Linked DNA regions of Homo sapiens: region 2 is linked to region 1. A link is an interaction called in ENCODE POLR2A ChIA-PET data of the cell type or tissue named here. Cell type or tissue: PC-3. All regions are shown on one strand. Each heading gives the region's core, and the rest is flanking DNA. Links, peaks and the distances in the headings are about the cores only.

Evidence for each region. Peaks named below come from ENCODE experiments on the same cell type or tissue, not always from the same donor. Only the 100,000 strongest peaks of a DNase experiment are listed, where the experiment ranks them.
Region 2: POLR2A ChIA-PET joins it to region 1 with 5 read pairs; 2 of 35 experiments call an interaction of 5 or more read pairs at or near these places.

What each region holds. Positions count from the first base shown.
Region 1 is chrX:78,108,805-78,117,010 of GRCh38, forward strand. PGK1 (phosphoglycerate kinase 1) reads left to right here. Exons shown (of 11, transcript NM_000291.4): 2 at 1,063-1,113; 3 at 4,940-5,095; 4 at 5,212-5,356. Among named protein-coding and RNA genes, the nearest start is that of PGK1, 8.7 kb to the left of the region's middle. In PC-3, for the core only: no CTCF peak of the experiment used is centred there; no DNase peak of the experiment used is centred there.
Region 2 is chrX:78,446,580-78,459,862 of GRCh38, forward strand. No RefSeq gene overlaps it. Among named protein-coding and RNA genes, the nearest start is that of CYSLTR1, 130 kb to the left of the region's middle. In PC-3, for the core only: no CTCF peak of the experiment used is centred there; no DNase peak of the experiment used is centred there; H3K27ac peaks cover 617 bases.

The DNA of each region.
Region 1 (8,206 bases), core at 4,051-8,050:
AATTACATTTTGGAGAAACATATAACAACAACACTTTTATGGCATTTACTGTGTGTCAGGTACACTTCTAAGCACTTTACAAATTGCTGACTTACTAATTCTCTCAGTAACTACGAGGTAGATACTGTCATCCCGATGAGAAAAAAATCACTTAAAAATAATCATGGCAGGCACAACTCTTAAACCTTAAAAATAGCTGCCATACATTATTGTTTTCATTCACATTGAAGTAGGCTGAGGTTCCAAGGAGTTCAGAATAATTGGTTCTTAAGAATGATAACATAGTAATCTGTTGGGTAAGAGATACTGCAGTACATTATTTTCTTGTGTCGTCTTGATTACTTCCCTTCTAATTTGCCTGTTTGTCAGGTGGGCTGGGGCACATGTCCCACCCTCTCTTCTCAGGCTTTTTGAAAGAGGCTGTCTTATGTTGTGTGTATTGCTTGAAGGACCCCTAGTCTTAAGGCCCCAGGCTTTCTCCAAAAAGAATGATTTTCTCTTAGTGTGTTTTATTTTTATTTTAATTTTTTTCTCGAGTCATGTTAGTTTCACGAGGACCCAGAAATAGTATCAAGGGAATTAGGATCAAGATGCATTCCTTATTATTCCTCACCCCTCTAGCTGCTACCCGGATACTATTGTGCCAGGCCCAGACAGATATCTTTTTAGGTGGAACTAGCTTTAGCTTCCCAGATCTTCAGGGCTAGTTCCTGTGATTTAAGTTAGGTTTTTTTTTTAAAATTCTTTTTAAAGTATGAATACATACCTAAAAGGGCACAAATCACAAGTTCAAAGAATTACCACAAAATGAGCACATTTGTATGGTCACTGAGGTTAAGAGATAGAACATTACCAGAACCCCAAAGCCTCTGGTGTCGTTATCCCAGTCACCACTCCCGCCATCCTCCCCATGACTAACCACTATTTTGACTTTTAATGCCACTGATTATTTTTAAGATGAGATTTGAATTTCTGACTTATTTAACTGGTTCATTAAAAATGCATCTCCTAGTCTTTGATGGAACAGTAAGTTGATCATGGTCTTGCATCTTTCTTTTTTAGAGTCGACTTCAATGTTCCTATGAAGAACAACCAGATAACAAACAACCAGAGGTAAGGTCCCTGCTAATCCTTGGGCTGGGTTTAAGATGTGTGTAGGTACACAGGATGAAATGTTTTTCCTTTCATATTGTATTATGGAACTGTAGCAACTTAAAACAAATGATTTTGGCTTTCTATCAACCCACTCTCTGATCTGCTTTCTTATTTATGAGAATATACAAATATAAGCAAAATCTTAAGAAAGTGATTCCCCTTCCCTTGTTTTTTGAAAATTAGAAGAATTTGGAGTTCATTTTCTTTTTTTGAGATAGGGTCTCACTCTGTCACCCAGACTGGAGTGTAGTGGTGTGATCACGGTTCACTGCAGCCTTAACCTTCTGGGCTCAAGCAGTCCTCTGGCCTCAGCTTCCCGAGGAGCTGGAACAACAGGTGCACACCACTACACCTGGTTAAATTAAAAAAAAATTTTTTTTTGTAGAGATGGGGTCTCACTATGTTGCCTAGGCTGTTCTCAAACTCCTGGACTCAAGTGATCCTCCTGCCTTGGCTTCCTAAAGTGCTGGGACCACAGGTGTAAGCCCCCATACCTGGCAGAGTTATTCATTTTTAAAGAATATAAAAGTTGGCTGGGTGCGGTGGCTCACATCTGTAATCCCAGCACTTTGGAAGGCCGAGGCAGGAGGATTGCTTGAGGCCAGTAGTTCGAGAACAGCCTGGCCAATATAGTAAGACACCATCTCTATAAAACACACACAAAAAATATAAAAATTTAAGGTTACTTGGCTTCTCTTGCAAAATGAAGAACTATGTAAGAGAAGGATTTTAAAAGTACCAGTAGTTACTAAGGTTATATGTAGTTTTACAAGCCCCCATTCAAATGGCTCAGATAAGTCAATTTTTGAGAATTTTCATTTGTTTTTGCTTCCAAAAAAACAAACAGGAAAGACTTCAGAAGTACGTTTTCAGTCAGTTTAGCTGCTCCAGTGTCTTGGATCCTAGATTCAGAAACAAATTTTAAGTGAGAGTACTGCTCTTGCTTTTGACTAGATTATAAAAGGTCTTTATTTTTGTCTTTACTTTCTTTTTAATTTTTTTAATTTTTAATTTTTGTAGATTTTATATATATATATATATGGGTTACATGAGATATTTTGATAAAAGCATGCAATACATAATCACATCAGGTTAAATGGGGTATCCATCAAGAAGGTTTTTATTTAATTTTTTTTTTTTTTTGAGACAGGGCCTCGTTCTGTCGCCCAGGCTGGAGTGCAGTGGCACGATCTTGGCTCACTGCAATCTCTGCCTCCTGGGCTCAAGCGATCCTCCCATCTCAGCCTCCCAGGGAGCTGAGACCACAGGCGTGGGCCACCACACCTGGCTACTTTTTCATATTTTTTTTGTAGAGACAGCGTTTTGCCCTTTTGCCCAAGCTGGCCTTGAGCTCCTGGACCCCGCCCACCTTGGCCTCCCAAAGTGCTGGGAATACAGGCATGAGTCACTGTGCTCCGCCTATTTTAAATTTTAAATGAAGGGTTTGTGTTGGCAAGGTGCTTTCTAATGATCTAGACCAGTGGTATCTAATAGAAATACAATGTGAGCCAAATTGTGTTAATTAAATTAAAGGGACATTTAACTTTTTTGGTACTAAGTCTTCAAGATCTGGCATGTGTTTTTATACTACAGCACATCTCAATTTGATCTAGTTATATATCTGGTACTCAACAGACACACATGACTAAATGACTGTCGTAATGGACAGTGCAGGTCTAGCCCAGAACATTTTCAGGTATTGGTCCTAGAATAGAGCCTGTCATTTTGCCAAGCACATCCCTGCTGTACCATAGTGGCAGGGTCTTTGTATAAGGCAGATCTGATCCCGCTTGATCTTCATTATTGTGCAACACACAGAAACGATTGGAAATATGCCTATCAAGTTATTTTAAGAGTAAAGAAACATGTTTGGAAATCTTTTCATTTCCGGAAATCCATGGAGTTGATTAACAAAATGAAGCATTAGAAATAATAAAACTTGCTGATAAGGGATAGTCCTGAAAACTAATTGGTTCCATTGCACAAACTTTGTACCTGATACAGATTTTTAAATTTGATATAAAGGAGTTCTTATATCTGCTAAATATTAATAACATAAGATATTTTAAAAGTATAACTTTTTTAATCATTCCATTCTTTGCTCAGATGTCATCATATCAGACTTTCCCTGGCCATCCTGTCTAAAAATCTCCTCTACCATTGTTCCCCGGTCATTTTTGTCCTCAAAAGTAGGGGAACAAAAATGGGGAACAATGGTTTGTTTTTTTTCTGTATCTCACCATCTGATATATTACATGTACGCACACACACATACATGTTTATTGTCTCTCTCCATTAGAATTTCACTTCCATGAGAACAGAGAGTTTTTAAAAAAGTTTTCTGTTTCATTCTCAGAACCTGGAATGATGCCTGGCACAAAAGAAGCATTCAATAAATATTTGATGAATAAATAAATGCTTTTCTTGATCAATTTTAATTTCTTATAAACTGGCAAAATGGCAAGTTAGTAGCAGGTTTATAACAAAACTTTTAAATGTTTAAAGGGAGTTAATTTTTTGATTAATTTATAATGTAATGAATGTGATACATTATGGAAACCAAGCTCTAGACAGTGCAATTATTTTTTCCTACATAAAAAAGTGACTTAGGATCTATTAATAGGTGCAGAAAAGTTACTACATGTTTTTTATTTTTCCCCAAATTTCCTTTGATGGTTTCAAGATTTGAGAATTTTATGTATTTTCCATAGTCATATAAGAAGTGTTTTCAGGGGTCCCCAAGATCACCCACATATCTCATGATGATTTGCTAGGACTCAGAGTTGTTCTCATGGCTAAAGTTTATTACAGTGAAAGAATGCATGACAAGATTAGGAAGAGGAAAAGACATGGGGGAGTCTAGAGAAATCCATGGGCTTCCAGTTTCCTGTGAGGGGACACATCAAGTGTTTTCCTTTCTTCAGCAGTGAAAAATGCAGTAATTGTCTGCAGTGTTTCTGCCTGGAGAAGCATGCTAGAGACTCAGATCCCAAGATTTTTGTTGGGAACTGGTAACATAGGGATCCTCTGCCTAGCAACTACCAAAATTACAAACTTCTGCTGGGTGTGGTGGCTCACGCCTGTATTCCCAGCAGTTTGGGAGGCTGAGGCCTGCAGATAACTTGAGCCCAGGAGTTCAAGACCAGCCTGGACAACATGGTAAAACCCCTACAAAAAATACAAAAATTAGCTGGGCATGGTGGTGCATTCCTGTAGTTCCAGCTACTTGGGAGGCTGAGGTAGGAAGATGACCTAAGCCCCTGGGGAGGTTGAAGCTGCAGTGAGCTGAGATTGTGCCTCTCCACTCCAGCCTGTTGGGTGACAGAGTGAGACCCTGTCTCAACAAAAAAAGGAAAAGAAAAAAAAAATTCTAGACTTCTAGAGTGGGGCAGGTGTTCAGCATAAATCACCATGTTTGTATAGACGGTCTAGGAAGAGTGAATAGCCCTTGTTGGTCTTGTCAGTTAACTTTGAAAGCCAAGTTCCCAGATACCAGCCAGGATCTAATCTTGCAGACAGGTCCTTCTGTAGATAGTAGCCTCAGGCCTGCTGTGTTAACTCTTGTCTGTGAAAGGGGCAGATACATAATGAGATTGTACAATCCTAGGTGGAGGGTTGGCATTGCATTTAACTTCTTAAGGACCACCATTGAATTACTGATAGTAGATTTGAAGGAACTTGGAGAAGAAAAGGAGCTTTATGCTTTATGAGGTTATCAATAAGCTAGTTCCCACTAATTTCTAGGAGTAACTTCATTCTGTTTGTTGTCTCTCTTTGGTTGCAGGATTAAGGCTGCTGTCCCAAGCATCAAATTCTGCTTGGACAATGGAGCCAAGTCGGTAGTCCTTATGAGCCACCTAGGCCGGCCTGATGGTGTGCCCATGCCTGACAAGTACTCCTTAGAGCCAGTTGCTGTAGAACTCAAATCTCTGCTGGGCAAGTAAGTGCCAGGCTCTGGTGCTGGTAGACTTTGTGGCGGGGGAAGTTGTCAAGCACGTTGTTACTGGTTTTTAACTTTCATACTGCTCAAGTGTCTTCATCTCTTCCTCTTCTCAGGGATGTTCTGTTCTTGAAGGACTGTGTAGGCCCAGAAGTGGAGAAAGCCTGTGCCAACCCAGCTGCTGGGTCTGTCATCCTGCTGGAGAACCTCCGCTTTCATGTGGAGGAAGAAGGGAAGGGAAAAGATGCTTCTGGGAACAAGGTAGGACCTGTGATTTTGACATTATTGGGGGTGAGGGCCTGAGTCTGTAAGAGACTGTGGTTGAAGAATAGAGAAAGCTCATTTATTTTAACTTAGACACCTTTTATTGAAGCATACAATGCCGACACAGCTTGATGGGTTATCTCAAAGTAAACACACTTGTGTAACCACCACCCAGGTCAAGGAATAGAATATTACCAGCATCCCAGAAGCCCTCCTTCATGTTCAGGTGGTGTTTAAATATGTTTGAAAAATATGTGAACACCTTTGAGGTGAAAGAGTATTCAGTGAATATGATGGTCATGATGATGTCACCTTGGATTTAAGGCATTTTCTTAAGATGTGTAAAGTATGTTCCTTTAAATCTCTCTTTAAGATAGAGGTACAGGTATCGACTTATTTCATAAAGAAACTAAGTCTCAAAAAAAAAAAAACTTAAGTTTCTGAAAGGCAGTCATACGATTAAAGTTAGAGGCAGTGGTGCTGTTGGTCTTTAGAGCTCAGCCCATTCAATCAGCAAACTTTTTCTATAAATGGCCAGATAGTTAATATTTTAGGCTTTCTGTGTTGTGCAGTCACTTCCATCTGCATATAGTCTCTGTTGGAACTACTCACCTCTGCCGATGTTGTGCAAAAGCAGCCATAGATAACTCACCAAACAGATTACTGTGAACTGACAACCAGAATTCAAATATTCAATGATAAAACTGGCTCTTTGCAGATGATTTTGAATTTGCCCATTGACTAGAAAGGAAGCTGAAGGCATTTTTTAGTACTTTCCACTATTCTGGTCTTTAGTATCTCGGAGAACAAGATGCTCTGAGTCTAGTGTCTCAGTCTCCTTTGGCTTCTCACATTTATTAAGGTCATTGGGAGTGCCTGCTTTCAAGCAGTTTCTTTTTTTAGCACCAAAGATGCTGGTCTTGCCTTATCCTGCTTTTGGCATGGTCTTGCTGCAGTATTAGGAGTCAAATGCTGACCTAAAATTTGGTGTCCTTTTAATCTGGAACTCATGATGCATGAACTCTAGGGCTTAGAAGTGGCAGGAGGCAAAGGGCATATTGAAGCAAAACTTTTTATTTAGGAAATGATGAGCTGACTATGTAGTCTATGACTTTTTTAGTAAACTGACTTGACATTCACTATCTAATGGCTTTTAATACCTGAAATTTCAGGAGTCAGTCCCAAGTTCAAAATGGATTAAAAAAACAGTGAGGCTGGGTGCGGTGCCTCATGCCTGTAATCCCAGCGCTTTGGGAGGCCGAGGTGGGTGGATCACAAGGTCAGGAGTTCGAGACCTGCCTGGCCAACATGGTGAAACCCTGTTTCTACTAAAAATACAAAAAAGTCGGGCATGGTGGCAAGTGCCTGTAATTCCAGCTACTCCGGAGGCTGAGGCAGGAGAATTGCTTGAACCCAGGATGTGGAGGTTGCAGTGAGCCAAGTTTGCAGCACTGCATTCCAGCCTGGGCAACAGAGCAAGACTCTGTCTCAAAAAAACCACAAAAACAAAGTGAGGATATGAGGACATAAACATTTTCCCTTTATCCAAAGTGCCCACATTGATCTTTTAAGGGCCTTCTCTTTCTTCTAGTTATTTGCAGATCAGTAAATGAGAAATGGGTTCTGATTGATATTATTTCCATGGCACCTTTTTTCATGAAGAGCTTTCAATTTACCCTGTTTTTCCTTAAATATCTTTTTAAAGAGACAGGGTCTTGTTCTGTTGCCCATGGTGGAGTGCAGTGGCATGACATTAATTATTGCAGCCTCAAACTTGAGGGCTGAAGTGATCCTCCTGCCTCATCCTTGTAGGGAGCTAGGACTACAGGCACATACCACCATGTCCAACTGACCTTTACTTTTTTTTTTTTTTCCTGGTAGAGACGGGGTCTTGCTATGTTGCCCAGGCTCATCTCGAACTCCTGGGCTTAAGTGATCCTCCCATATTGGCCTCCCAAAGTGTTGGGATTATAGGTGTGAGCTACTGCCCCTGGCCTCCTTAAATAGTTCGTAAATGGAGGGGTTATTATGCCTTTTTGATAGAAGGGAAAATTTCAGAGCAACTTCCCAAAGGTGACACAATGAATTAGTGTCAGAGCTGGACATAGAACTCAGGTCTCCTTACATTTGAGCATTGTTATCATTACTACATGTGTCATCTTCCAATCACTAGTGGCAGATGTTATTGTAGTCTACAGAGCTTATGGGAGTGCCACAATCTTCAATTTTAGCATTAGTGCCTCTGCAATTCTTTGGATCTTTAGGGAAAAGCCCCATTTTTTATGGCAGTCCCCTTCACCTCCTTGATACATAGGAGCATAGGAGTGGGCAGTGACTTAAAATGAACATCTGCTTTGTGCTATGTACTCTTCTGTGTCCTGTCCCCTTTCATCTGGCTTGCTTCCTGTGCCTCTTTGCTTAATCTCCTGCCAGAGACTCTCTGGTTTGCTTATCCTCCCATCTTGCTTTCTGTCCCCTTTGGGGTATGCCTTGATGGCAAGCTGACATTTTAAAGCTCTATGTTTAACTTCTACATTTTCTTCCTCTCTTTTTGTAGAAGTATATTTCTTGTTTTCTCAGATGCCTAGCTTCCAGAGAAGGTCATAAAATACCTTTTTGTCAATGTGAAGTGTTTCTGAGGTTCTTTTCTGTTGTCATGTTTCCATCTGCCTTCTCTGTCCCAGCTTGCCCTTGTTGCTTTTATGAGGAATATGTGTGAGAGCCCCTTGCACTTCGCAGAAAGGCCTTGGTAGCCAGCAGCTTGAGTCAAGTATGATACTATCACAAGGAGAATGTTTAAAATGAGGAACTAAGTCAAGGAGAGGGAAGGATAATCAGAACCTTGAG
Region 2 (13,283 bases), core at 4,318-8,317, 340 kb after region 1:
TTTAGTTGAATTAGATCCCATTTGTCAATTTTGGCTTTTGTTGCCCTTGCTTTTGTTGTTTTAGACATGAAGTCCTTGCCCATGCCTATGTCCTGAATGGTATTGCCTAGGTTTTCTTCTAGGGTTTTTATGGTTTTAGGTCTAACATGTAAGTTGTTAATCCATCTTGAATTACTTTTTGTATAAGGTGTAAGGAAGGTGTCCAGTTTCAGCTTTCTACATATGGCTAGCCAGTTTTCCCAGCACCATTTATTCAATAGGGAATCCTTTCCCCATTGCTTGTTTTTGTCAGATTTGTCAAAGATCAGATAGTTGTAGATATATGGCATTATTTCTGAGGGCTCTGTTCTGTTCCATTGATCTATATCTCTGTTTTGGTACCAGTATCATGCTGTTTTGGTTACTGTAGCCTTGTAATATAGTTTGAAGTCAGGTAGCGTGATGCCTCCAGCTTTGTTCTTTTGGCTTAGGGTTGACTTGGCAATGCGGGCTCTTTTTTGGTTCCATATGAACTTTAAAGAGGTTTTTTCCAATTCTGTGAAGAAAGTCATTGGTAGCTTGATGGAGATGGCATTGAATCTATAAATTACCTTGGGCAGTATGGCCATTTTCATGATCTTGATTCTTCCTACCCATGAGCATGGAATGTTCTTCCATTTGTTTGTATTCTCTTTTATTTCCGTGAGCAGTGGTTTGTAGTTCTCCTTGAAGAGGTCCTTCACACCCCTTGTAAGTTGGATTCCTAGGTATTTTATTCTCTTTGAAGCAATTGTGAGTGGGAGTTCACTCATGATTTGGCTCTCTGTTTATCTGTTATTGGTGTATAAGAATGCTTGTGATTTTTGTACGTTGATTTTGTATCCTGAGACTTTGCTGAAGTTGCTTATCAGCTTAAGGAGATTTTGGGCTGAGATGATGGGGTTTTCTAGATATACAAGCATGTCATCTGCAAACAGGGACAATTTGACTTCCTCTTTTCCTAATTGAATGCCCTTTATTTCCTTCTCCTGCCTGATTGCCCTGGCCAGAACTTCCAACAATATGTTGAATAGGAGTGGTGAGAGAGGGCATCCCTGTCTAGTGCCAGTTTTCACAGGGAATACTTCCAGTTTTTTCCATTCAGTATGATATTGGCTGTGGGTTTGTCATAGATAGCTCTTATTATTTTGAGATACTTCCCATCAATTCCTAATTTATTGAGGGTTTTTAGCATGAAGGGGTGTTGAATTTTGTCAAAGGCCTTTTCTGCATCTATTGAGATAATCATGTGGTTTTTGTCTTTGGTTCTGTTTATATGCTGGATTACATTTATTGATTTTCGTATGTTGAACCAGCCTTGCATCCCAGGGATGAAGCCCACTTGATCATGGTGGATAAGCTTTTTGATGTGTTGCTGGATTCGATTTGCCAGTATTTTATTGAGGATTCTTGCATCAGTGTTCATCAAGGATATTGGTCTAAAATTATCTTTTTTTGTTGTGTCTCTGCCAGGCTTTGGTATCAGGATGATGCTGGCCTCATAAAATGAGTTAGGGAGGATTCCCTCTTTTTCTATCGATTGGAATAGTTTCAGAAGGAATGGTACCAGCTCCTCTTTGTACCTCTGGTAGAATTCGGCTGTGAATACATCTGGTCCTGGACTTTTTTTGGTTGGTAAGCTATTAATTATTGCCTCAATTTCAGAGCCTGTTATTAGTCTATTCAGAGATTCAACTTCTTCCTTGTTTAGTCTTGGGAGGGTGTATGTATCGAGGCATTTATCCATTTCTTCTAGATTTTCTAGTTTATTTGCATAGAGGTGTTTATAGTATTCTCTGATGGTAGTTTGTATTTCTGTGGGATTGTTGGTGATATCCCCCTTGTCATTTTTTATTGCATCTATTTGATTCTTCTCTATTTTCTTCTTTATTAGTCTTGCTAGCAGTCTTTCAATTTTGTTGATCTTTTCAAAAAACCAGCTCCTGGCTTCATTGATTTTTTGCAGGGTGTTTTGCATCTCTATTTCCTTCAGTTCTGCTCTGATCTTAGTTATTTCTTGCCTTCTGCTAGCTTTTGAATGTGTTTGCTCTTGCTTCTCTAGTTCTTTTAATTGTGATGTTAGGGTGTCAATTTTAGATCTTTCCTGCTTTCTCTTTTGGGCATTTAGTGCTATAGATTTCCCTCTACACACTGCTTTGAATGTGTCCCAGAGATTCTGTTATGTTGTGTCTTTGTTCTCGTTGGTTTCAAAGAACATCTTTATTTCTGCCTTCATTTCGTTATGTACCCAGTAGTCATTCAGGAGCAGGTTGTTCAGTTTCCATGTAGTTGAGTGGTTTTGAGTGAGTTTCTTAATCTTGAGTTCTAGTTTGATTGCACTGTGGTCTGCGAGATAGTTGGTTATAATTTCTGTTCTTTTACATTTGCTGAGGAGTGCTTTACTTCCAACTATGTGGTCAATTTTGGAATAGGTGTGCTGTGACGCTGAAAAGAATGTATATTCTCTTGATTTGTGGTAGAGAGTTCTGTAGATGTCTATTAGGTCCGCTTGGTGCAGAGCTGAGTTCAATTCCTGGATATCCTTGTTAACTTTCTGTCTCATCGATCTGTCTAATGTTGACAGTGGGGTGTTAAAGTCTCCCATTATTATTGTGTGGGAGTCTAAGTCTCTTTGTAGGTCATTAAGGACTTGCTTTATGAATCTGGGTGCTCCTGTATTGAGTGCATATATATTTAGGATAGTTAGTTCTTCTTGTTGAATTGATCCCTTTACCATTATGTAATGGCCTTCTTTGTCTCTTTTGATCGTTGTTGGTTTAAAGTCTGTTTTATCAGAGACTAGGATTGCAACCCCTGCCTTTTTTTGTTTTCCATTTGCTTGGTAGATCTTCCTCCATCCCTTTCTTTTGAGCCTATGTGTGTCTCTGCACATGAAATGGGTTTCCTGAATACAGCACTCTGGTAGTTCTTGACTCTTTATCCAATTTGCCAGTCTGTGCCTTTTAATTGGAGCATTTAGCCCATTTACATTTAAGGTTAATATTGTTATGTGTGAATTTGATCCTGTCATTATGATGTTAGCTGGTTATTTTGCTCATTAGTTGATGCAGTTTTTTCCTAGCCTTGAAGGTCTTTACAATTTAGCGTGTTTTTGCAGTGGCTGGTACCGGTTGTTCCTTTCCATGTTTAGTGCTTCCTTTGGGAGCTCTTTTAGGGTAGGCCTGGTGGTGACAAAATCTCTCAGCATTTGCTTGTCTGTAAAGGATTTTATTTCTCCTTCACTTATGAAGCTTAGTTTGGCTGGATATGAAATTCTGGGTTGAAAATTCTTTTCTTTAAGAATGTTGGATATTGGCCCCCACTCTCTTCTGGCTTGTAGAGTTTCTGCCGAGAGATCAGCTGTTAATCTGATGGGCTTCCCTTTGTGGGTAACCCGACCTTTCTCTCTGGCTGCTTATTTCTATAGAGTTAGCAATACCATTTCCTCTTTCTTCTTGATTTTAATAAGTTTCCCCTTTTTCTTCTTGGTCACTATGGCTAAAGACCTGTCAATTGTGTTGATCTGTTCAAAGAAACACCTTTTAGTTTCCTTGATTTTCTGTATTATTCTTGTATTCTCTCTGTGATTTACGTCTGATTTAATCTTTATTATTTGTTTCCTTCTGTTGGCTTTGGATTTAGTTCACTCTTCATTTTCTGGTGTCTTAAGCGGTAGGTTAGGTTATTGATTTGAGTTTTTTTTTTTGATATAAGTGTCTACACCTATAAATTTCCCTGCAATTATTGCTTTAGCTGTACACATAAGTTTTGAATTTAGTTTTATCTTAACATATTTTTAAATTTCTCTGGTGAATTCTTTCTTGATTTATTGTTCACTTAAGAGTGTGTTTAATTTCCCCATATTTGCAAATGTATCTAAATTTTAATCTATTTTGGCCCGAGAACATAATTTCAGGATTTAAGTTCATTTATGTGTATTGAGACTTGTTTTATGGACTAATATGCTGTCTCTTGCAGAGATTATTCAATGTGCACTTAAGAAGGATGTGTATTTTCCTGTTGTTGGATTCAGTATTCCATAGCTAACTGTAAGGTCTGGCTGGGTTAAAGTGTTTTCCTTTTTTCTTTGTTATTATTATGCCTAGTTATTTCATCCAATATTAATGTAGTGTATTGAAGTCTCCAACTACTATTTTCAAATTGTCTGTTTCTCTCTTCAATTCTGTCAGTTGTTACTTCATGTGTTTTTGAAGCTCTATTGTTAGGTGCATATATGTTTGTAATTATATCTTCCTAGGAAATTGACACTTTAATCATTTTTAAACATCTTTCTTTGTCTCTAGTAACAATTTTTGTCTTAATGTCTATTTTGTCTGATATTAGTATAGTCATACAAGTTTTATTTGGATTACTATTTTTCTGGTATTTCACTTTTCATATTTTGCTTGCAACTTCTTTGTCTTTGAATCTAAAGTGTGTCTTTTATAGACAACATATAGTAATCCATTCTGTCATATCTAAATTTTGATTGGAATATTTAATCCATTTACATTTGTTTTTTCTATATTCTTTTTTCTCTTTTGTCTTTTCTATTTTTCTGTTTCTCCATTGCTGCTTTCTTTTGTGTTAATAGATATTTTCTGCTGTGCTGCCATTTTTTTGTTAACTTTTTTACATATTCTTTGAGTTATTTTCTTAGTAGTTGAGATGGGGATTACAATTAATGTATTAATTTATAATAACCTAGTTTAGATTAATAACAAATTGATTTTTAGTAGTATATAACATTTTTGGTTCTATACAGCTTTGTTTCCCATACTTTGTTATTATTTTCATGAACTATATTTTTATACATTTTGTGCTTATCAACACAGATACTATTATTGTTTTATGCAGTTAATTTTGAAATTAGGTGTGAGAAAAGAATGATATAAATAAATATACACATATACAGTAATTTTATTTACATATTTGTTTACCTTTACTGGTACGCCTTATTTCTTCATGTGTATTTGAGTCACTGTTTAGTGTCCTTATATTTCAGTCTTAAAGACTCTGCTTAAGAGTCTGTCTTTCTGGAAGGACAGATTTTCTAGTGATGAATTCCCTCAGTTTTTGTTTATCTGGAATTTTTAAAGTTATCCTTCATTTTTGAAAGCTAGTTTTGCTGGATTTATAATTCCTGGCTAATAGTCTGTCTTATTCTTACAATACATTGAATATGGATCTCATTGCCTTCTTGCCTGTATGGTTTTTACTGATAAATTATGTGTTGATCTTATTGAGAATCTCTTATGTGTGATGAGCTGTTTCTCTCATGCTGCTGTCAAGGTTTTCTTTGTCTTTAGCTTTCAACAGTTTGACTGTAATGTATCTAGGTGTGGCTCTTCTGAGTTTATCTTACTTGGATTTTATTGAACTTCTTAGATGTGTACATTAATGATTTTCATCAAATTTGTGGAGTGTTTGGTTATTATTTCTTCCAATATTATTTCAGTCCCTTTCTCTCTCTTCTCCCTTTGAACCCATTTACCTATTTTGGTATACTTTATGGTGTCCTGTAGTCCTCCATTCATTTTTCCTTCATTAATTTTTATTACTGTTTTTCAGATTATATAATATCACTTAGCCTGCATTCAAGTTAACTGATTCTTTCTTCTGCCAGCTAAAATCTAATGTTGATCTGCTCTAGTGAATTTTTCACTTTTTATGTGTCATTTCAACCCAAAAGTCCTATTTTTAAAAATAATTTCTGTATCTTTATTGTTGTTCCCTATTTAATGAAACATTGTGATCATGCCTATCTTTAATTTTTTAGACATGGTTTCTTTTTATTCTTTGAGTTTATTTAGTATAATTCATTTAAAGTTTTTATTAATAAGTCCAATATTTCAGCTTCCTCAGGAACAGTTTTTATTAACTGCTTCTTTACTCTGTGTATAGCCATACTCTCTTGGTTCTTTGCATGACTCATTTTTTGTCATTGTTGTTGAAATCTGGCTATTTTCATAACATAATGTGGTAACTGTGGAAATCAGATTCTTCCTTTTCCTCAGATTTTTCTGTTGTTACCCTTTATTATTATCATAGTTCTTCTGTTTAGTGACTTCATTGAACTAATTCTGTAAAATCTATATTCTTTGTTATGTATGCCCTCTGAAATCTCTAGTTTAATGATTAGCTAATGATTTGACAGGATTTCCTTATATTTCTTCCATTGAAAAGTCTCCTATCCTTTTCTGAGGGTCTCTGTATGTATCCTGGGCATGCCTTCAGTACTTCTAAAAGTGGTAGAGATTCTAGCCTTTTCTGAAGGGCTCTGTATTGTGTGTTGGGCATGCCTTCAGTACTTCTGAAAATGGTAGGCAACTCTGCCTTATCCTTAACTTCCTGCTTGGTTAGAGCTTCTAGGTCAGCCACAGGTGAGAGATGAGTGCCTTCTCCTATGTTACTTGACATATACACAGCCCTGCCCACACATGTTGCCTTCTAGATTCTCAGGATTTATATCAGAATTTTTCAAAACTTCTGTGGACATACTCTCTGCCTTTCATTATAAGTTTTTTTTTGGTCAATTTCTTCTTTGTTTCAGCTGCTATCACTGACTCAGGCAGCTGTAACATTAAATAATTGCCACTGAACTGTTTCAGCAATTTCCTTGGCAAAAAAGGGTGTTCACTTTGAGCCAGCTCTGAGTCAGGTCAAATAGGTAAGCCCTGTGAGTGGAGGTTTCCGAGGGACTGTTAGATAAGTCAAATAGTGACAATTCTGTGTAGATATGGCTTTTTAGAACCTCAAAATTCATTCTCTTTTCTCCATTGGCTGTTAGGTTGATGGTTTTCACGGCTACCATGATTGCAAGGTTGTTGGTTTTGAGGGCCACTGTGGATTTGTTGAGAGGGAAATGGAAATAGGACAAATGTATATGGTACCAAGCTTGCTGTTCTTACTGAGATTCAGCTGTCAATGCATGCACATTGGATAGTTTCAAGCTTTCTTTTAATTTCTAGAATTCTGAAAATTTTAATTTTGATACTTTTTGACAGTGTTCTTGGTGCTTTTATGAAGGAGCATATTTTTGTAATACCTTGGCTCACCATTCCGTAAGTCAGTTTCCCTTGGAATACTCTTGAATTTTCTAACCTCACCTTCCCAGATCCACCCCACTATAAGAGGAAACTTATGGAGTAGAAATAATATATTATTGTTGGCTTCATACATAGGTATCTGCTCATCTCATATAATGTAAGGGTTTCTGAAGACTCCTTTTTGTCTGAAATAGCACCTCTATTTGATCAGACATCTTAAATGCTACCATTATAAATTGATTCATTTGAATTAAGGTATTATATAAGGTATGATATCTTTAGGGGTATTTTAGAATTATTTTAACTGGACTAATCCTTTTAGAGTCTCTACAAATATACAAAAAAATTAGCCAAACATGGTGCTGTGCACCTGTAGTCCCAGCTACTCAGGAGGCTAAGGTGGGAAGATCACTTAGGCCTGGGAGGTGGAGGTTGCAGTGAGTCGAGATTGCACCACTGCACTCCAGCCTGGGTAATAGAGTGAGACTCTGTTTCAAAAAAAAAGGTGAAGAGGGAGACAGAAATAGAAAACTGATTTTAGAAATGCTTGATGTGGTAGAATAAAAATTACCTTATCATTATGTACATTATGTATATAAATGGCTCATATGTCCAGGCAGATTTTGGCTCTGTAACAAGTATGCATATTATTAATTATGTGGCAACTTCATTTTAATTTTGACATTAAACTATTTAGGTATTCTCAATCCGGTTTGTTTCTCTTAAGGAATGAAAAAACGTTTTATCGTTCTAAATTCAAATTGATCAAAACTTAGTGAAGTTACAACAACTTATCAATTCACACCTGAATTTCTCAGCCAAGCATTCAAGATCCCTCAAGGGGTCACTTTGTGCAGTTTTGTCTTCTTCCTTCTCCCCGAAACATCTGTTTCAAATAAATTCAGTGCTATATCAACCTTCCGATATATTGCAACTCCCACAAAAAACATCATAAAAATACAAATGTCTTTGGGGCTGAGAAGCAACAGACTTCTGAGTGACAGGAGGCTGTGATAGTGTCAGGGTAGCTGATTCCAAAAAAGCTGGGCATTGGGCAGAAAGACATACTTGAATTTTTTCCCAGTTTTGGCTCTCTATGAAAAATGTCAGAAAGCAAAGGAAATCCAAAGTGTTTTTACTTTGTATTAAATACTTTATCCATGCTAATGAATATCCTCATTTTCATTATTTCATTTGGGGAAAAAACTAAAAATATTACTAAACCAGTTGGTCACATTCCCCTAAATTACATGTGCAAATTGGAGTTCTAAACATTTAGAACAGAAGTATTTGTGTCCTAGAAACCAAGGAAAATAGCAGTTTGTTGCTAAGCTGAAAAAAAACTGCTCCATTTTGGCCACTTGGCATATAACACAACGCTTTGAATTATTTCCCTTCTCCTTTTTATGATCAGACATTTAAAATAAATCTTAGTGAGCTATTATATATTTGGTCTGTGATTCCCTTATTCAGGCAACAATGGCTTCTGTGAATTTTCTGACAGCCATCAGACAGAAATGAAAATAGGGATTCTCATAGTTTGGGTGGAATGAAACACTATGGGAAGGCTTTATAAACTCTCCAGTAACAAAGGACCTGAGTGGTAGTAACAATCCTTTATATTTGCATCACACTTTTCAGGTTTCCAGAAACTGCAATGAACATTATCTCACTTAATCTTCCCAACAACCTTATGACAGGGAAGGTCTATTAGCTCCAGATTACTTAGGAGGCAACAAGGCATAAAGTTGGTTAAGGATCACAATTGTTCAAAATGCTCTACTTTGTGGTAGAGCTGAGGATCAAACCCAGTTCTCTAGCATTCTAGTCTAGCACTTTTAACCTAATTTCTTCATTGCAACAATATAAAATGAGCGGTTTTAAGATATTGCAGTCTTTATTTATCTTTTTGTTTTTCCTTAGATTCCTTTTTTTTTCTTAAAATATTTAGTAACATTTACCTGCTTGAGAACTTTTAAAAATTGCTTAAACAGGTTCCATTTCTTCACAACTCATTCCCTTCAAAGATTACTCTAATTACTACTACCCAAAGCATATTTCATAAAGTTTACTCATGTTTTTTAAAAATTTTAATTTCATTTTATGTTTAACTTTAATTTTTAAATTTAATTTTTAAATTTTTAATTAAAAGCACATCACATAAAATCTACCATCTTAACTATTTCTTTTTTATCATTAATTGTTCTATTTCAATAAATGGAAGATTTTTTTTTTGCAGTAAAGGAAGCATTTAATTGATGCAAGACAAGCCACACCATGTGGGAGATGGAGTTATTACTGAAATTAATCTCCCCAAATTCTTGGAGGTTAGGGGTTTTCAAGGACAGTTTGGTACATAAGGAACTAAGGAATGGGGACTGTAGCTTGTTTGGGAATGAAATCATAGGGGTATGGAAAACGGTCCTTGTGCACTGACTCAGCCTCCGGGTGAGGCTACAGGATCAAGTGAATCATGAGTCAGGAGTCTGGGTGGGGTCAGTCTGAATGACATCTCAAAAAATAATCTTAGGCTCTATAATAGTGACGGTATCTGTGAAACTCTAATATCTGAGACAGGTCTCAGTTAATTTGGAAAGTTTATTTTGCCAAAGTTGAAGACATGCCCCCGTGAAACAGCCTTAGGAGGTCCTGACAACATGTGCCCAAGGTGATCAGGGTGCAGCTTGGTTTTATACATTTTAGGGAGACATGAGACATCAATCAATGTAAGTAAGATGTACATCGGTTCTGTCCAGAAAAGTGGTGGGACAACTTGAATCAGGGAGGGGGCTTCCAGGTCACAGGCAGGTGAGAGAAAAATGGTTGCACTCTTTTAAGTATCTGATTAGCCTTTCCAAATGAGGCGATCAGATATGCATCTATCTCAGTGAGCAGAGAGATAACTGAATAGAATGGGAGGCAAGTTTACCCTAAGCAGTTCCAAGCATGACTTTTCCCTTTAGCTGGTTGATTTGGGGCCCCTAAGATTTATTTTCCTTTCACTTATCTATAGGAGTAATTGAGGAAGTCACAAATATTGTGACCTCTGGCCACATGACTCCTGAGCAGTAAGGGGATTGTAGAAACTATGCCCACATCATTGCATAATTCAAGCCCCTCTTATAATCCTAACCTTGTGGTCTTTCATTAATTTCATGAAGGTGGTTTAGTTTTGGGAAGGGTATTATCATCCTTGTTTCAAGGTTAAACAATAAATTACATTTTGCCCCAAATCAGCTTGGTCCTACACCCGGGAATGACCAAAGATAGGTTAGAGATGGAGTCAAGTATGTTAAATTTCTTACTGTCTGAATTTTGCAAGGTAGTTTCAACCATCCCCCACCTTGGGTTTTAGCACACCTCAGTTCTGAGGTGTGAGCTACTAAGATGGGAAAAAGGACAATGACTACTCTAACTTCTTCCTGCTGATATGGGGCATAGTTAGGGTAGGGGTTGCCCCTAGGGAAGGAGAAGTGAAACCATCTGACATTTTTCTGCATGTGTTCGCAGGTGCCTGGCTGAGGTCTCAGGGTCTGCATAATAAAAGTACTAGTACTTTTATCCACAGCTTTAGTATAGCACTTAAGTGAACAGCAGATTATAAGAGAAATAATAAGGCCTAAGATAAGGAATAAAAGTCTTTGCTTCAGTAGTTCCTGTAGAAATGACCAGAAGTCTTGAGGGATCCAGGTGAATGACCCTGATAACCAATTAAATATTGGATCATCAGCAGAGACTCAAAAACAGTGAACAAAGTTGGAATCTAACAACAGGTATACTGTAGTTTTTCTGAAACAATTTTTCTCTCTTCAGTTCTCCATTTCTACCAAACACAAATCATAATTGGACCTTTTTTGGAAAATAAGTTTTACTCTTATTATAAATGGCCCAATTATTTGCATAAAGTACAGCAAAATAATTATTTGCCATGTAGCCTTTTTTTTTTAAATGGCTTTGCTGGAATTTTTTTTCTATAAGGAATATCAGATTAGGCCTTGTACAAGCCTTTTGAGAACAGCCAGGGATTTATCTGTGCCTGCATATGCCTGTGTTAATTGAGTGAATTCCTCTTTTCTCAAGGTCCCAAGATAACTTGGGGTTCCTGGGCCTGTCAGAAAGTAACTTTCTTTGCTTACCACAAGTTAAGAACCCTGTGAAGGACAAGATGTGAGGCAAGTTTTTCCAAAGGGCCGTTATCCTCTCTATAGGTCAACCTCAATTTTTCAAAGCAATCTGAAACTATGTCATTTTATTCAAAGCCTTGGTAAAGTAACCAGTGACTCTATGTGTGCTGCCAGAAAATAAAACAGATTCTTATTGACCTTATGTAGATAACTACATTGCTACAAGCTAAGAATACTCACAAATAGTTTCCACATTTTGGAGAAATCAGGTAGAGAGAAATAAACATGATCCAAAGTTTGCTCACAGGTGTAATACATTACTCAATTGTTAAAAGCTGTAAATAGTCCAAAAGAGAAGTTGTTTGACTCTAAAAAAGATACAAAAAGTATCAGTAATGTTTCAAACAAAAAGTTATAAAAAGGTTATTTTAGTCTTTCATTAGTTCAGTCCATGCAATTAACTCCTCTTCTGCTTGATATTCATGAATATATCAGCTTTCTGTGAGTGTCCTGGAAAATTTCCCCTTTATTCCAATAACATAATCTTCAAAGTTATTAGAAACCTTTATTCAAGAGCACTTTTCATAGTCCTATAGCTGGATTATAAAGCCACTTTTTGAAAAAATCAAAGTAAACCAACAATTGTGGATGTCAGGAGTCTTAGGATAGCTACGGTTCAAGTCACACTTGTCAAGGACTTTTGGTTAATTTTGTGGCATACAACAATTTAACATAACAATTATAATTACTGACATATACTAAGTCATATCATAATTATAGCATCTCACACAACTCTGGAACACACACAAATAGCACATTTATACAAATAGAATTTAAAGAAAACCAAACATCATCTTATACTTGATAATGCCTCCTGTTTGATTTCAACATACCACATAAGCAAAATGTCTCTTTTGAACTTCAGGTAGGCTAATATCTAAACAAGTTAATGAGGTCGAAGTACTGAATGTAGAACTTAAAATTTTGATTTTGAAAAGTTTGTTAACTATCAAAAGTTTACAACATTTGATATCACAAAATATGATCACAGGGTTTTCACTTAGCTGAAACATTAACTCAAAAATTTCAAAAAGACAGAAATCTTTACAAGCTGATAGAAGACTCAGTTTTCTAAGCAACAAGACTCAATAAAAACAACATGAGGCCACCTGAATCTGTCTCTTCTCTCTGCCTTTTTCCTTTTTTGCAGTTTACTTAAGAGCAAAGAAAAATATTTTATTGTCTCTCAATATTACACAAAATTTATGTTCAAAAGAGAAAGCCAAATTTTACCTCTATGTTAGTATACTATTTATGTTAAACCCAGTTTTTAATAAAGCTTTATAAACAAATCTATCCAATTTATCAGTTTGACCATGAGGTAAGATTTTAATAAACCCTCTATATCTTTTTTTAAATAATTTATTAAAGAGCAGATCATTGTTCTAAGGAAACCCTGTTATTCTGACACATGGATCCAGATTCTGGCCATGCATCAGTGTGCTTTTTATTTTAATGTTTAATTTACAGGAAAATTAATCCTTAAAAGTTTGGCAAAGTTTCTTACACCCACAGAACTTCCATTACAAGATCTATATTTTTATAAATGTTTTACAACTTGCTAAAACCTTCAGTGTTGTTCTATCATTCATTTAACTTAGAACAATCCTTAAAAACTTCTAAATTAGACAAAATTGCTTTCCCATTAAATGTAAGATTTTCATACAAAAAGGGGTTTGTAAGCCAATATTTAGATGAAATAATAATAATATAATTTCTCCCTTATGTGCCTATATGCCTGTAGAGAAAACTAGGTCTGAAACATGAATTAAAACTTGGTTTCTAAAGGGTCATTATTTACTGTTTTCTTTAAGTGAATGGAAGAGTTTAACAAAAAAGGAGTTTTAAAGCCAATGTATACATAAAATTATTAGAAGTTTATTTCTTCTATATGCACCTCTAGGCCCATAAAGTGATATAGTTATTTTAATAATTTCAACTTTTAGTTTAGATTGAGGGGTACAACATGTGCAGGTGTGTTACATGGGTATATTGTGTGATGCTGAGGTTTTGGGTACAATTGATCCCATCA